Linked DNA regions of Homo sapiens: regions 2 and 3 are each linked to region 1. A link is a loop called in an ENCODE intact Hi-C map of the cell type or tissue named here. Cell type or tissue: heart right ventricle. All regions are shown on one strand.

Region 1 (5,000 bases):
AATGATGAAAACATTAAGGAAGCATGGAGCAGCTGCTGTGAAAACAGGCTTGGAGGTTCAGGAATCTAGTGCACCTTAAGCCCCTTTATGCCGAAAAGGGACTTCCAGGGCTCTTCAACCACCGCTGAAAATGGCTTCAATCTCACAGCATCACAAGGACCTTTCAGTCAAAATGGAACAGAATATATTATATGTCTAAAGATCTCAAAATGCTACCAGATTTCTAACTCTCACTAATATGCTAAAAAAAAAAAAAACACAAAACTGTCTGATATTGACAGTTGGAATCTCTGAGGAGACCAAGTAATTCAGTATCTCTTTTCTTTGCCCGAGTTCTGAACAAATTGACTTAAAAGAGTAGACAGAGTACAAAACATCACCTTTAATACTGGTAAAGATAATACTGAATAGAGAGAGAGAGAGAGAGAGAGAGAGAGAGAGAGAGTGTGTGTGTGTGTGTGTGTGTGTGTGTGTGTGTGTTTCCTGCAAGTGGTGGGCTTCCTTATGAGGTTCAGTATTATTATGACACGTATTTTCCCCAGCCCAGTCACAGATAGTGCTAAGAGGACAGGCTGTTCCATGAGAAGATCTTGCCCATGACAGGCTTGTGCAGAATGAACAGAGAACATTCATTACGGTAATGAATATCCCTTACATGGAAGCAAGTATTGGGAATGGAGAATAAATGTTTCCCCCAAAACAGAGAGAGAAGGGTGAAAATAATGAGAGAGACAGACAAACAGAGAAAGAGAGAGAACCTAAATGATTCTCTAAATGGCTAAGTGCCAGGTATAAGATTTACTTTTCTCATTTGTAAAACAAGAATAGCAATATTAGCTCCCTTGCTATAATAGATGGGGTCATTACAAAAATCTGCTGCAATGATGTATGAAAGGGGCCTTTGTAACTATAAAACACAATGTAGATGAAGGCATTAGTGGTGGTGGTGGTGGTGGTGGTGGTGGTGGTGGTGGTGGTGGTGGTGGTAAGCAGAACAGAAAATATTTCAACTTAACTTGTTTGAAGGACTCTTTGGGGTGTGAGGATGGTAATAAACTTTTCAGCTTTGTCCCATTTAAGGAAAAAAGCTTTCCAAGAATGGGGCAAGAATGTAAGTATATCTTTTTCTAAAATGAAGAATACCTACAATGTCACACATTACAACAACAAAAACTAGCTCTTCTTATTCATTAGATAAAAGCAATGTTTCTAAAGAGTACCTGTATTATGTTGCAAGCTACAGAATTTCTTAAGTTCTTAAGAAATTGCTACTTATCAACCAACTAACAAATTCTAGACTACTACAAAAATTATAACGTTCAGCTTCTCTCTCATGTATCTTTATTTAGGGGAGAATGAATAACTAAGTAAAGCCAGTAGTCATAAAGAATCCATGGGCAGTAAGGATGGACTACATAGGACTAGATTTATATAATGTTTCTTTTCCTTTTTAACTTAAAGCTTAAGAATTCCATTTATTTATTTGCTGACAAAACTATATTCACAGTGCTTCTGCTTATGAATGTAGGACACATAAAAATGAAACCAAGATAGTAGGAAAAATAGCTTTTGACATTTACACAACATATTCCAAATTTCAAGTTTTGGATATTTTTTGTTAAAACTGACCTTGTGATATCTTTGATTATTCATAAACTACTAAACATTAAAGTTTTTCTATATTAATTTGATACTTTCTTGACAAGTTTGATATGTCCAAAATGAACTACCACTTCACTTCCTTTTAACCTTTTCTTTTTACATTTTTGAAAAAGAAAATGTGTTGAAAATTACTTAATTCTACTTAAATAAGTGCCACTTTTATTATTAATACCAAGTTTTGTACTTTAAGACAATTATTTTCTATTTGGGGGAATGTTTGCGCCATCTACTGGACATATACATATTATTACTTTTGTCCTACAAGAATTACAATGCCATGTCCAAAGGTACTTGTGAAGTTGTTCCTTATAAACCACTCCGAAACAAAATCTATTCCTTTTCTTTCTTTTTTCTTACGGCACATTTCAGCACAGGAAATCAGTACCTTCCCACCCCAAAAAAGCAACACTAAGATATATTAGTTCAAATAACTAAATATTTCTATTTTAATGGAATCATTTCACAGACTCATACATTCATAGGCATACAAATGAAAGAGGCATAAAAACACATTTGGAGTAAAAGAAATAAGTAAGGCATTTATTTCACTGAAAAAAGTATACCCATCCCTAATTTTACAACTATTATAAGCAGAAATCCTTCTCCTATTACACATAAAACTAGGGATAAAGACTAGAAATCTGTTACATGAACTTGTAGAGGAACAATACTAATTAATAGAAAAGAATAAAAGAGTTAAAGCCAGTCTGGTGGTGTCTCTGGATTTTTCTTAATGAGTAACAACCATTAAATGGAATGGGAGGAAAATCAGCCTTTGGAAGAAAATGACTTTTAAATATATTTTTCCTCCCTGTCTTTTGGATGGCACCATCTAAACAGCAGAATTGAAAAGAAACATAAGATTTATTCAGCTTCAATTAAGAAGGTATGTTATTTTTCCACAGGAAAATAAAATGTGGATCCCGCTTGAAGATCCACGCCAAAATTACATTCCTGGGTATGAGGTTTGATTCAATTGCTGGCACATTTATATCTGCTTTTCAGGGAGATACATAAATAATTGGAAAGTTAACAAGAATTGCACTATAATGTTAATAGATTAGAATCCAAATAATTCTTTAACTCTTCAGAGGTTTTTATTTTTTATTTCCTTCCTTTGATCTACAATTAGAAAACTGGCATGAAAAACTTACTTTAGACTCTATAAGACATATTTTGGAATTAGTGCTATTTGACTCACTTAATATTTACTTTGGGCAGTTTAGAACAGAAGATATCCTCATACTTAATACAAAAATAATGCAGAAGATATTATAAAAGGTAAAGATAAATTACCATGGTAGTTCCTACAAGACAGACTTTCAGACAGATGAACACAGGTGAGTAAATGATCCTTAGTAATCTAAAAATAAAATATATTTGTGAACTCTAAAAAGCACAAAATTCTAACAAATTTCAATATAGTTTTCAACAATAAGCTTTGAAATAAGAAAAGGTTTCCACTTAGGCTTAAGTTAGCTTTTTTTTTTTTTTTTCCCACTAGCTTTCAAGTTAATTAAGCTTCACTCTATCTGAAAGTAAAAACAAATTTTAAAAAGTGAGTAAAATGAGACTATGTTACATTAGGAAATATTCTATGCCATAGTATACTCTACTAATGTTGTTAAAATAACTATCCCCACTGCATTTTATCACCATCATTTTCCTTATAACAACTTACCTTTCAAAAGATAAATTTTCTATATTCTAAGTATTGTGCTTTATGCTTTACATATCTCAGTTAATATAACAATCTTATAAGGTTTCAATTATCACTACAGACAACAGTAAGTTATAACCAACTTCTGATACTTTTAATACTACAAAAGACTGTGCTAAAAACTACACATAACTATTAATACACAATATTCATTAAATATTTATACTTTCTGACTTTGCTACAAGATTCACTTTAGCATTCTATTTAATTTTGAAGCAATGGCTTCCAGCTACCATATATATAAAATTGTCTTCAAGTAAGCTTTTTACCTCTTTTATACGGAGGAGATGGTCTTGATCTCAGAACAACAGGATCAAGACCATTCCTTGTATTCTGGGGAGAGGGACCTCCTGTGCTAGATGCTGGATTGATTGTGAATGGGAAAGTGTTCACATGTATAGAATGCCATCCCTGGTGGGCGTAAGATAGGAATCTTCACTGAGAAAAAACCAACAACAACTAAGAGTTAAGTAGTAGGGAAGCCTCACTGAGGTGCCATTTAAAGTCAGCAATCTTGAGAGAGTACAGTGTCACACTGCAGTAGAGAAACAGCTCAGAATCCATCAGTGACAGCAAGCTGTACTGGTAGTTTATTATATTCTTTGTGATTACTTTCTCATTTGTTGTCCTTTAGCATAAAGACTTTCAGAAGTTCTACACTGCTTTAACTGCAGAGAGCGTCAAAGAAAAGAGTGTCCACAATGGAAGAGAAAGAAGAAGAGGTGAAGTTAGGGTATGTCTGAGGTCAAGCACAGTATTGTGGAAAGGATGTGAGAATCCCCCCAGGAGGGGAACCCTCAGAATTCAAGTTCCAGCCTCACAGTCTAGTCATCTACACCTGCAAGATTCTCCTTCCTAAAACCAGAGGTTTGAAGTTCTTCTCTTAAGGGCAACAGTATTCTCTTTTAGTTGTTCCCACTAACTCTTAAGAATGGGGCAACAAAATTACCTACTTATTAAAAAGAGAATGAGTAGAGTCCCTATACTAATATACTTACAGATAAGAATTCTAAGAATTCTAAAACTGGTCTCAGTTGAGTCTCAATCAGTTTTTTCTAATTGTAAATGGAGATAACGATTGGTTTCCTAATTGCTTCAAAGAATTATCCAGAGGATCAAATGACCCAATATATGTATTATCCCTTGTAATAAGTATAAAGATACTACAGAGATGTTTTAAAAAATACTGTTAGCAGGCTGGGCACGGTGGCTCACTCCTGTTGTCCCAGCACTTTGGGAGGCTGAGGTAGGCAGATCACAAGGTCAGGAGTTCAAGACCAGCCTGGCCAATATGGTGAAACCCCATCTCTACTAAAAATACAAAAATTAGCTGGGTGTGGTGACAGGTGCCTGTAATCCCAGCTGCTCAGGAGGTTGAGGCAGGAGAATTGCTTGAGCCCAGGAGGCGGAGGTTGCAGTGAGCCAAGATCGTGCCATTGCACTCCAGCCTGGGTGACAGAGCAAGACTCCGTCTCAAAAAAAAAAAAAACAAAACAAACAAACAAACAAAATACTGTTAGCCTGTTAGCATTATCTTGACATCTAGGCTATGCCCCGACATTGCAAAAAGTTAGATTTGGGAAATTCTATCAATTGGCTGATTTTTCTACATAATACA
Region 2 (5,000 bases), 310 kb before region 1:
TTCATGGCTAAACTCCTGGTTGGGTCAAGATTCTGAGTACAGTACAACTGGCTTTGCAACAGTCAGATGATACTGTATCTGGGCTATCTGATATAGAAGAATATGTAGAGAGGAAATGTGAGTGGCAAAAAGAATATCGAATTCCCGGCCCAACCCAGAATATTCTAAGTGTTGGCAATAGTAGAAAAGGCTATGGCTGCTGAGACGTCCTTCCAACAATAAAATTGTCTCTTTATGAGATCTTCGAATGATAAAGTAAAGTTTTGCATTTAAATGTAATCAAGTTGTTTAAAAATACATAGCAATGGAAAATGTTAGGAAATTCTACCTAAACACAAATGTGTAAAATGATAGTTAATTTTATTTTTGACATTAGTTTAGCATTCCAGCTAAACCTGGGTAAAATTTGAGATTTTAATGAGATGCTCATATAAGGAGAGCTAAATTTCAATATAGCTGTAGTTTTCCTATAGCAGAAACTGCTCATTTAATTCGACAGAAGAGCTATAAATTCAAGCATAAGTGCCAATACATACGGTAACAAAAAAAATCATAAAAGAAACTCTCTTTCATATTTAACACTGGTTCTCTGCCCCAACTACAATTAGATTCACTTGGGGAAATTTTTAAAAAATATTGATGCCTGGACGCCACTCCAGGTTAATTGTGTCATAATGAAATGGGGAGTGGGGGGGTGGGAAGGCACAGATGAAGCTCAGAAGCTCCTCAGGTGACCCTGTTCTGCACCACGATCTACAACGATTCTCAATCTTGCTGTACTTAGAATCACCTGGGGAAGAAACCGCTGCAGACCAAATTGCATCTTAGATCCATTAAATCAGAAACTTGGATTGCTGGATTCAGGTACAAGTATTTTTAAAGCTCCCTAAGTGATTATAATGTATAGCCAAAGTTGAGAACTACTGCTTTGGAGCCACTGGTCTAATGGAACAAATTGCATTGATTTACTTCCCTTAATATTACTATGTATAACTAACTAAATAAGATGTATTATTTTATGTTTCTTCTTAATATTGGCATAAACCAATAAATTAGTGTATGTATGTTTCATTGTTAGAAGAATATATGAATATTATTTTTGTACCAGATATTCCATCAGGAGCAGAAACGTTCACAGAAAAGGGGCACAAATTTTAGGGGCAGAGTAAGATGTGAACCATACAATCAGCTCTGAGCATCCTCCTCTGCCCATTTGCCTCATATGGTTTTAAGGATGGTAAGTGCAGATAAAGCTGTGAATGAGAAGAGGAACAGAGCAGTCATCATGGAACATGAGAGAGAAGCTATGTATTCAAGGCCCCAGAACCACAAGTAGAAGGAGCCTGGATCCCAGATAATTTTGTGGGTCCCATAGTCCTGAATTGCCTGCCCAGGCTTTAACATGAAAGAGAACAATTTCTCTATTTCATTTAAACCACAGTTATTACAGGGTCTCTTTCAACAGCCAAACCTATTACCTAACTAACACAAGTCATGACCAGGTAGTCTTGCTAACAGAATATCTCATATTCAATTAAGTGTTTTAAATATATACCATTGTTACTGCACCTGAACAACCGAAAACTTCTGTGAGAAGACCAAAAATCTATACTTAGTAGAAATTTTCCTTCTTAATTTTAGCATCTACAGAAATGTGCCCCATATTTTGTCCTGTGAATGACTTTCAAAAGTTCAGACTTGTGTAATGCCCTATAAGTTGAACCAAATATTAATTTCTTTGCAATATATAAAGATTTTATTTAACATAGTGTAATATAAAGATAATATATGTCTAATGTAGTAGATGTCAAGTACAGTATGTGTTTGGTATTTAGACCTTATAAAAAAAATTTTTCTAGCTCTTGTCTACCATGTAGGTAACATATTCCCATTTTATAAATAAAGCAATTCCAGAACATGTTTCAATTCTCTTAATTCCATGGTTTTTTCTATATTATCTCATGTTGCAGTTAAATTTAATTTCAAATTTATACTATTTTAAAATCATTATTGGTATTTCTGCAAATTGTAGTTAGTTTCCATTTGAAATTATTTTCCTCACAATTGTGCTTATGCTGCAATTCACAATGATGACACTGGATGGCACCAAATTTTACCTTTTAAAGTTGATTTTCCATTTAAACTATGACTGGTGCACAGCAAATATTTAAGTTACAGAACTTACTCAAAAACTGAATACTTTAATCACATAAATACAAACCCTAATTCCCAAGTCAATGATAAAAACCAACATAATTGCACCACATGTTTGTAACTGAAGAAACAAATTATGTGCATAAATGAAGATTACAATTCTAAAGTGCTGACTGAAAGTGTATTGTATGTAATAACATCAATGGGTGTTTAAACTTGAAATTGTGTAAACCAAAGGAAAACTGTTCAAATACATGAGTCACAGCAAATTCTAGGAAACTTGTAGTATCAAGACAAAGAAAGTAATGCAAATATGCTCCAGTCATAAGATTTCAGGTTGGAGAATACCTAAAGCTTACTGCAACCATCTATTTTCTTGGACAATCTACTCTGAGAGTTCACTCTGATGTTTCATGCCCTTGGTGAGTTTTCTAGTCTTGCCATGGTCCATAATTTTCATATCAGTATGGCCGTCACTTGAAGGTAATAAGCCTTCAAGATGCAGTTCCTGGAAGATGAGTTCCTGGCTCAGGCTTCCTCTTTCCTCTTCCCTCTGAAGGGAATTTATACATTGAATCCCAAATTGTATATGCTGGCTGATTGTGCATCATAACCAGTCTTTGCACACACTACCACTCAAAAATTAAGTGCACAAGAGAAGGAGGAAAACCAGAAGAGTATAATACAATGGAAGGCAAGATAAGAACCTTGTGAGACTACTACTTTCTTCCAATTGAGCAGACCATTAGCTGGGCGTTGTGGCGGATGCCTGTAATCTCAGCTACCGGGAGGCTGAGGCAGGAGAATCGTTTGAGCCCTAGAGGTTGCAGTGAGCACGAGATCATGCCACAGCACGGCAGCCTGGGCAACAGAGCAAGACTTCGTCTTAAAAACAAACAAACATAAAACAAGCAATTAGACCAAAAATATTTGTAATTGTCCTTGACTCCTCTGTTTTTCTCACATTGCAGACCCAATCCACTAGCAGAGCTCATTGACTGTCTTCAAACATGCACAGTACAGGTCACTTCACTCCACTTCCTCTACTATAACTCCAGTCTAAGCCACAATCACTTCTTGCCTTGGTTATTTCAATGGTGTCATAACTGGTCTTGCTGCTACCACCTTGCTTCCCCCAACCACTGTCAACACAGCTACCACAGTGATCCTGTTAAATGTGATGTATCACTCTGTTGTTCAAAGTCCTTCAATGGCTTTCTCATCTTCATTGGTTGGAAAAAATATGACTTTTTAGGTTAAATCTTTATATTTCCTTATGGCAAAAATATGCATTGTCATTGTAATGAAATCCATCATTTCTAAAATGGATAATATAGTGAAATTCCCAGATAACTTTCTCATCCTAGTAAATACTACTGTTGATAGATTGATACGGATACACATTTTATACAAATGGGATTGTAATATAATATTCTTCTGCAAATTACTTTATTGGCTTAACTTTATATCTTTGGACATTGCTCTATGCCACCATATATATATATATATATATATATATATATATATATATATACACACACACACACACACACACTTACCTCACTTTATTATCTGCAGCACAGTGGTTCATTGAATGGTTTTGCTGTGATTTAATTCACCAATATCCAATATATGGACATTGGATTTAGTTTAGAAAGCTTTTTAACAACAGTACTGCAGTGATCATCACTGCATAAGCATTTTTTTATACATATGAGTATATGTCTGTGGGTAAAGTCCTAGAAATGAAATTGCTGGGCCACAGGGTGTAAGAGACATAAATTAGTGTGATTGCCTTAATTCTCCTAGTTGCCATATCTATTCTCCAGTCCTTCTTGTAAGGAAAACCTCTTCTTCTTCCCAGTTCTTCTCAGGTTTTACATGGAAATCACAGTGTTTTGATATGCCCCTCGTATCCCCTGGCCATGGCAGAGTTGATTCTCTCCATCCTGTAGATGAGATTAATGAGTCTCAAAGAGCTATGGTAAATGGACAGATTCCACATGTTTAGTGAGTGTATGAAATAAAAGTCAAATCAAAGTCCATATGAACACAAAAGTTGCGTTCATTATCCTGTGTTGTGCTTTTATACATATATAAATAATTCTGTTGAAAACATCTGAATATGGAAGCTAATTGGCTTCTATGGGACTCGAGATCTAGACTCTGGTTAAGTTTGTGCATTTCTGAGCAAGAATAAAGGAGAAAGTCCCAACCCTTGCATCTAAATATTTTGGCTTCACAGTAATACAAATCAATGCTTCCCAATATTCATGGACTGAGTATTTTACATTTCATCTGGATGTTTGGGGGTGGTGGAGAACAACAGAATGTGATTGAGCACATACAGTGCTCCAAGAGAGATGTTTCTGTTCATTGTGGCATTTGTAATTCGAGGAAGAAAAACTGGTAGCAATAGAAACATTCATTTATTTGGGCCAGATAAAGCACTCAGATACTGTTGATATTTATAAGCCATAATATAGTTGTAGCGATAAGGCAAAAATAAGGCTGCGAAATTCCTTGTGTTACATGGGACATGTTTCAAGGAGAGATGTTTGTTTCTCTGTGGCAAAATTTTCTATTACTCTTCTCTGAAATCACTGTGGTCTGGAGCAACCTTACCCATCCAATCCCCATGTGGTTCTCAAGCAGACAGTATTGCGTGTGGAGCAAACCTAAAAAGTGAGTCAATCTGCTTCAACACAGCCCCTTTCTTAAAGTATATATATTTCCTGTTATAATAAAACCAACATCAACATGAGATGATGATAAGGATGATGATGATAAGAAGAGTTAACATATACTGAGCATCTATAGTTATGCCCAGGCACCATGGTCTATGG
Region 3 (5,000 bases), 440 kb before region 1:
CAGCATTCACCTTGTTGCTTAAGAAATTCTTTCTCTCTACTCCTGAAATACATTTCGATTCACAAATACCTTGACAATGTAAAATATTGATGCTAAAATAATCTTTTTAAGACACATCTATGTGATCATATTACTCATCACTCCCTGCAGGGCCAGGACTAGGGCAAGGTGAATGAGGTGCCTACAACACACAATTCAAAGAGGCACTCTGAGTCTCGTTTCATTTTTCTCCAAACTATGAGCATAAACTATGAAGTCAGACAGACATGATTTGGATACTGGCTCTGTCACTTGCCATCTCTTTAAGTGTAGCTGTTATCTTAACTCCCTAAACCTGATTTTTCCCCTTATAAAACTGTCATACCATGAGTGCTAACATCCCTGCCTAGCTGGCACCCTCATATCCTTCAAGGCCAAGCACATCCTCTTCTCCACTAGTTTTTCTTTTCCCCATCCTCCTTCCCCCAACCCCTTCACCAAGGCCAATTAAACTGTTCTCCCATCTGTAGCTCTGAGCCACTTTAACATACTTTGGAAATTTCCCTATTAAATTATAATTACTTATTCCCATGTCTGTCTTTCCAGCCATTAGGCAATCTGGCAAAAGGAGAAAAAAAGCCTTAAGAGTTAGTTAGACCTGGGTTTGAATCTCAGCCAAATGACCTTGGACATGCTCTCTGAGCCATAGCTTTCTTATTGTAAAATAATGAAAATAATATTAAACTTGGAGAGTTCTTATGCTCTGTTACATGGCAGCTGGGGAAGAAATTATAGTTTCTTTCCCCAGCACACCAAACCCTCCATTCCAAGAGCCCCATCCCCAGTCCAGCTGTGAGCTTTCTGAGGTCATGAATTTCATTCTCTGTGACAGTCTTGGGTAACTTGCCCAAAGTCCAGCACATAGTAGGTACTCAGAAAATGTTTGTCATGCTGAAATAAATCAAGAGATAACCAGTGTTTACATATATAGAGAAGTGAATTTTTGAATAGCAGAAACAACTTGCAAGAAGGCCTAGGGCAAAGAATAGGCACAGGCTTTGCTAGGAACAGCAAGGATACCGTGCTAAATAGAACAGAAAATATACACTGGGAAACAACACAGGAGGAGATAATGGAGACAGGCAGCATCACCATTATTAAAGGGTTTGGGATCAGGGAGTATTTAGACTGTCTCAGGCTGTTATTGCAGGTTGATATCACTATGCTTGGATAAGATTCCTCACCTTTCCATCGAGCAGATAGGTGGCAGACTGCATTACATTCATCAAAACTCCCACTGGACTCCAGCTAAATTTATATCTCAATGGATTGTTTGAATGTTCAGGGGCTGGAAGCCCACCACAGTAGGAAATATATGATTCAATCTATAAATTAAAGAATCAATAAATAAGGAAGAATTCACAACTTAGAGAATGTCTAAGTAATTAATTGAAGACAATGATATGAATGGAGTAAACTTGCTACAGTTTTTCATTCTTAAAGTTACTAAGGCATTCAAAAATACATCTTCAAAGCATGTACCATTTGATTAAATAACAGTTAATTTTATATATATGTTTTTTTAAAAAAACTGTAAAAATAGTGACTAACATTTTGTTCAGTTAAAAATCCAACTCTTAGTTCAATTCTGCTTAGTCAGTTCCTACTAACTTTTGTATTCAAATTATATATTTACATATATATAATTTTAATACATATATATACACACACATTCAAAAAACCTAAAACAATCTGAATCATCCCATTTACACCCAATAGTACCTCGCCAAAGGTACTATTTCATAAAAGATATTTCATATCAACAGATTGCTGATACCCAAAGATTCTTCTTACTTTTAAAAGTCAAATCTTATTACAGAATCTTCAAGGTAGTCTAAAATTTGTATTAAGCCAAAATTTTATAGTAGCATCTGTTTCTCCAAAAATTGGTTGCTACCTAAGACTTGGACATTGTTTTCCTGTATGGATATTTTTGCAGTTATAAGATATTATTTAAAATTTCTGGGAGGCTGAGGGGGGCAGATGACCTGAGGTCAGGAGTTTGAGACTGGCCTGACCAACATGGAGAAACCCCATCTCTACTAAAAATACAAAATTAGCCGGGCATGGTGGTGCGTGCCTGTAATCCCAGCTACTTGGGAGGCTGAAGCAGGAGTATTACTTGAACCTGGGAGATGGAGGTTGCAGTGAGCCGAGATTGTGCCGTTGCACTCCAGCCTGGGCAACAAGAGCAAAACTCAGTCTCAAAAAAAAAAAATCTTTAACTTTGATTAAAGGTGTTGCTATATTATAACTCATACTTTGATTCTGTACACAAGAATTTAGACATTTTAATGTTGCCTTTGGGTACAAATTGGGCTCACCGTGGCTCCCACTTCCTTGGCTTTATCTATTGTTTCCATTGCTAACATGTGATCCAGACCAGGGTCCAATCCCAATTCACCAATGATTGTGATGCCAGCATCTTCCACACTGCAGCAGGTGGAAAGAGGAAAAAGGAAAACTTGGATATAAAATAAAAACAATGCCATGGATCCACTCAGTTTGTTTAAAATGATTAAAACTTACCTCTTTTCCAATTCTTTTAGTGCTGGTGTGATGTAGCTTGCAGTGACCATGTTAACTTTGTTTGTGATGCAGGCCTTGGCCACAAGAGGGTGCAATACATAAGGCAACAAGCTTGAAAACAGGAAGAAACTAATCAGAAACTCCCTTTTTCAACTCTACTTTCTAAGGTACTTGAACTGTATTAAAGCTGCATCTTAAGGTACTGTTCTGATTAAATTATTCTCTCAGAAAAGGGAACACTTATACACTGTTGGTGGGAATGTAAATTAGTTCAGCTGCTACAGAGGATAGTTCAGAGATTTCTCAAAGAGCTAAAGGTTGAACTATCATTCGACTTAGCAATCGCATTACTGGTTATCTATCCAAAGGAAAATAGATTATTCTACCAAAAAGACACAGGCACTCACATATTCATCACAGCACTATTCGCAATAACAAAGACATGGAATCAATTGACATGCCCATCAATAGTGGGATTGGGGCCAGGTGCTGTGCCTCATGCCTGTAATCCCAGAACTTTGGGAGGCCAAAGACAGGTGAGTCGCTTGGGCCCAGGAGTCGAGACCAGCTTGGACAAGATGGTGAAACATCATCTCTACAACAAATACAAAAATTGGCCCAGCATGTTGGCGCATGCCTGTAGTCCCAGCTACTCCAGAGACTGAAGTGGGAGGATCACTTGAACTCAGGAGGTCAAGGCTGCAGTGAGTTGAGATCACAGCACTGCACACTAGCCTGGGCAATAGAGTGAGACCCTGTCTCAATAAAACAAAACAAAATGAAACAAAAATAAAAAAACAAAAACCGTGAATTGGATTAAAAAATGTAGTACATATACACCATTGAATACTACATAGCCATAAAAAAGAATGAAATAGTGTTCTTTGCAGCAACATGGATGCAACTGGAAACTATTATCTTATGCGACCTAACACAGAAACAGAAAACCAAATACTGCAGGCTCTCACTTACAAGTAAGTGGGAGCTGAACACTGGGTACACATGGAATTAAAGATGGAAACAATAGACACTGAGGACTACAAGAGGGAAGAGATAAGAAGTGGAGCAGGGGCTGAAAAACAACCTACTGGGTACTATGCTTGCTACTTGGTGACAGATTCATTGATACTCCAGACCTCAGAATCACACAATATACCTTTGTAATAAATGTGCACATGTAACCCCTGATTGTAAAATAAAAGTTGAAAGTAAAATAAATAAATATTCCCTTGGAAAGACGTGATCAATGACTCCCTGTGGGCCACAGAATAAATTCACCCTGTTATCACATCTAAATAGCAATACTCTATTCTATTTACCTGTTGAGGAATAAAGGCCTGAGAAGTGGTTTTATTGTTTATTTTGTTTTTTTAATGAACTAGAGAAAATCTGAAGTATGCAGAGTTAATTTGACAAGTACAATGATGTAGTATGATATTGTTTATGTTGGTTTTTATTTTTTTGGTGGTACTGCAGACAGCTTTACCAAATAGTCAGTAAAAAACAACTTAAATATTGTCATGTAATTGACAGGGTATTTTATTATTCCTACAATAGACTATGGATATACTCATTTATATAACACTCATATTTATGAAAATTTGATATCTTGTGATTATGCAGACCCAGCACCAAATTATAATCCCAAAGCCAAAATTGTTGAAAACCCAATCAAAGTTGAGCTTTGAGTACAGCATCATCTGTTGTTCACCCTGTGGATTTTTAGCCATTCTGATACCTTTACACCGATCAACACCATGAAAGCCTATCTCCTCCTTGGGCCCTTCTTGGAGTCTACTCAATAATGTAATACATGGGCCATCTTGACCTAGTTTGACACTTCCTGATAGCCATTTGGAAGATGTGAAGGTAAAAAGAACAGCAGCCCTATTTTAGTGGAAAGCCCACGACAGAAAACCCCAATCCAAATTATACCTGCCTCTTTAAGAAATTTCTAAAGAGTTATTTTCCTCCACAAAGCTTTCCCAGATTTCCCCAAAGCCAGATATCCTTCCTCTGCATGCATCCAGTTATATATTTATAACATTTAATGGAATTTGCTCCATTCATCCCTATATTTCTACAGCTAATGTATTACATTATTGAGTAGACTCCAGGAAGGGTCCACGGAGGAGACAGGCTTTAACGGTGTTGATCAGTGTAAATGCTATCAAAATGGCTAAAAATCCACATGGTGAACAATGGATGATGCTGTACTCAAAGCTCAACTTTGATTCGGTTTTCAACAAATTTGGCTGTGGTATAATAATTTGGCTCTGGGACTGCATAATCAAAAGAAATTAAATTTTCATAAATATGAGTGTTATAAAAATGAGCATATCCATATTCTATTCTAGGAATAATAAAATACTCTGTTAATTACATGATAATATTTAATTTGTTTTTTAATGCCTATTTGGTAAAGCTGTCTA

Evidence for each region. A loop is a pair of places that touch in the nucleus more often than their neighbours do. Peaks named below come from ENCODE experiments on the same cell type or tissue, not always from the same donor. Only the 100,000 strongest peaks of a DNase experiment are listed, where the experiment ranks them.
Region 2: a loop joins it to region 1, with 6 times the contacts of the local background. A loop is called at or near these places in 83 of 110 quality-filtered maps.
Region 3: it touches region 1 in a loop (16-fold over the local background); 51 of 110 quality-filtered maps call a loop at or near these places.

The regions. Positions count from the first base shown.
Region 1 is chr7:122,527,174-122,532,173 of GRCh38, forward strand. All of the region lies in intron 8 of CADPS2 (calcium dependent secretion activator 2), which reads right to left. LOC105375481 (a long non-coding RNA gene) reads left to right here and starts at 559. Exons shown (of 4, transcript XR_001745347.2): 1 at 559-637; 2 at 4,017-4,115. RefSeq lists enhancers at 1-495, 496-996. In heart right ventricle, a CTCF peak has its summit at 1,880 (motif pointing left); no DNase peak of the experiment used is centred here.
Region 2 is chr7:122,217,358-122,222,357 of GRCh38, forward strand. It overlaps LOC102724527 (a long non-coding RNA gene), which reads left to right. Exons shown (of 6, transcript XR_007060500.1): 6 at 785-1,920. Among named protein-coding and RNA genes, the nearest start is that of AASS, 76 kb to the left of the region's middle. In heart right ventricle, CTCF peaks have their summits at 2,079 (motif pointing right) and 2,282; no DNase peak of the experiment used is centred here.
Region 3 is chr7:122,090,480-122,095,479 of GRCh38, forward strand. AASS (aminoadipate-semialdehyde synthase) reads right to left here. Exons shown (of 24, transcript NM_005763.4): 16 at 2,569-2,679; 17 at 2,364-2,472; 18 at 1,224-1,364. Among named protein-coding and RNA genes, the nearest start is that of AASS, 51 kb to the right of the region's middle. In heart right ventricle, a CTCF peak has its summit at 2,648 (motif pointing right); a DNase peak (open chromatin) is centred at 2,642.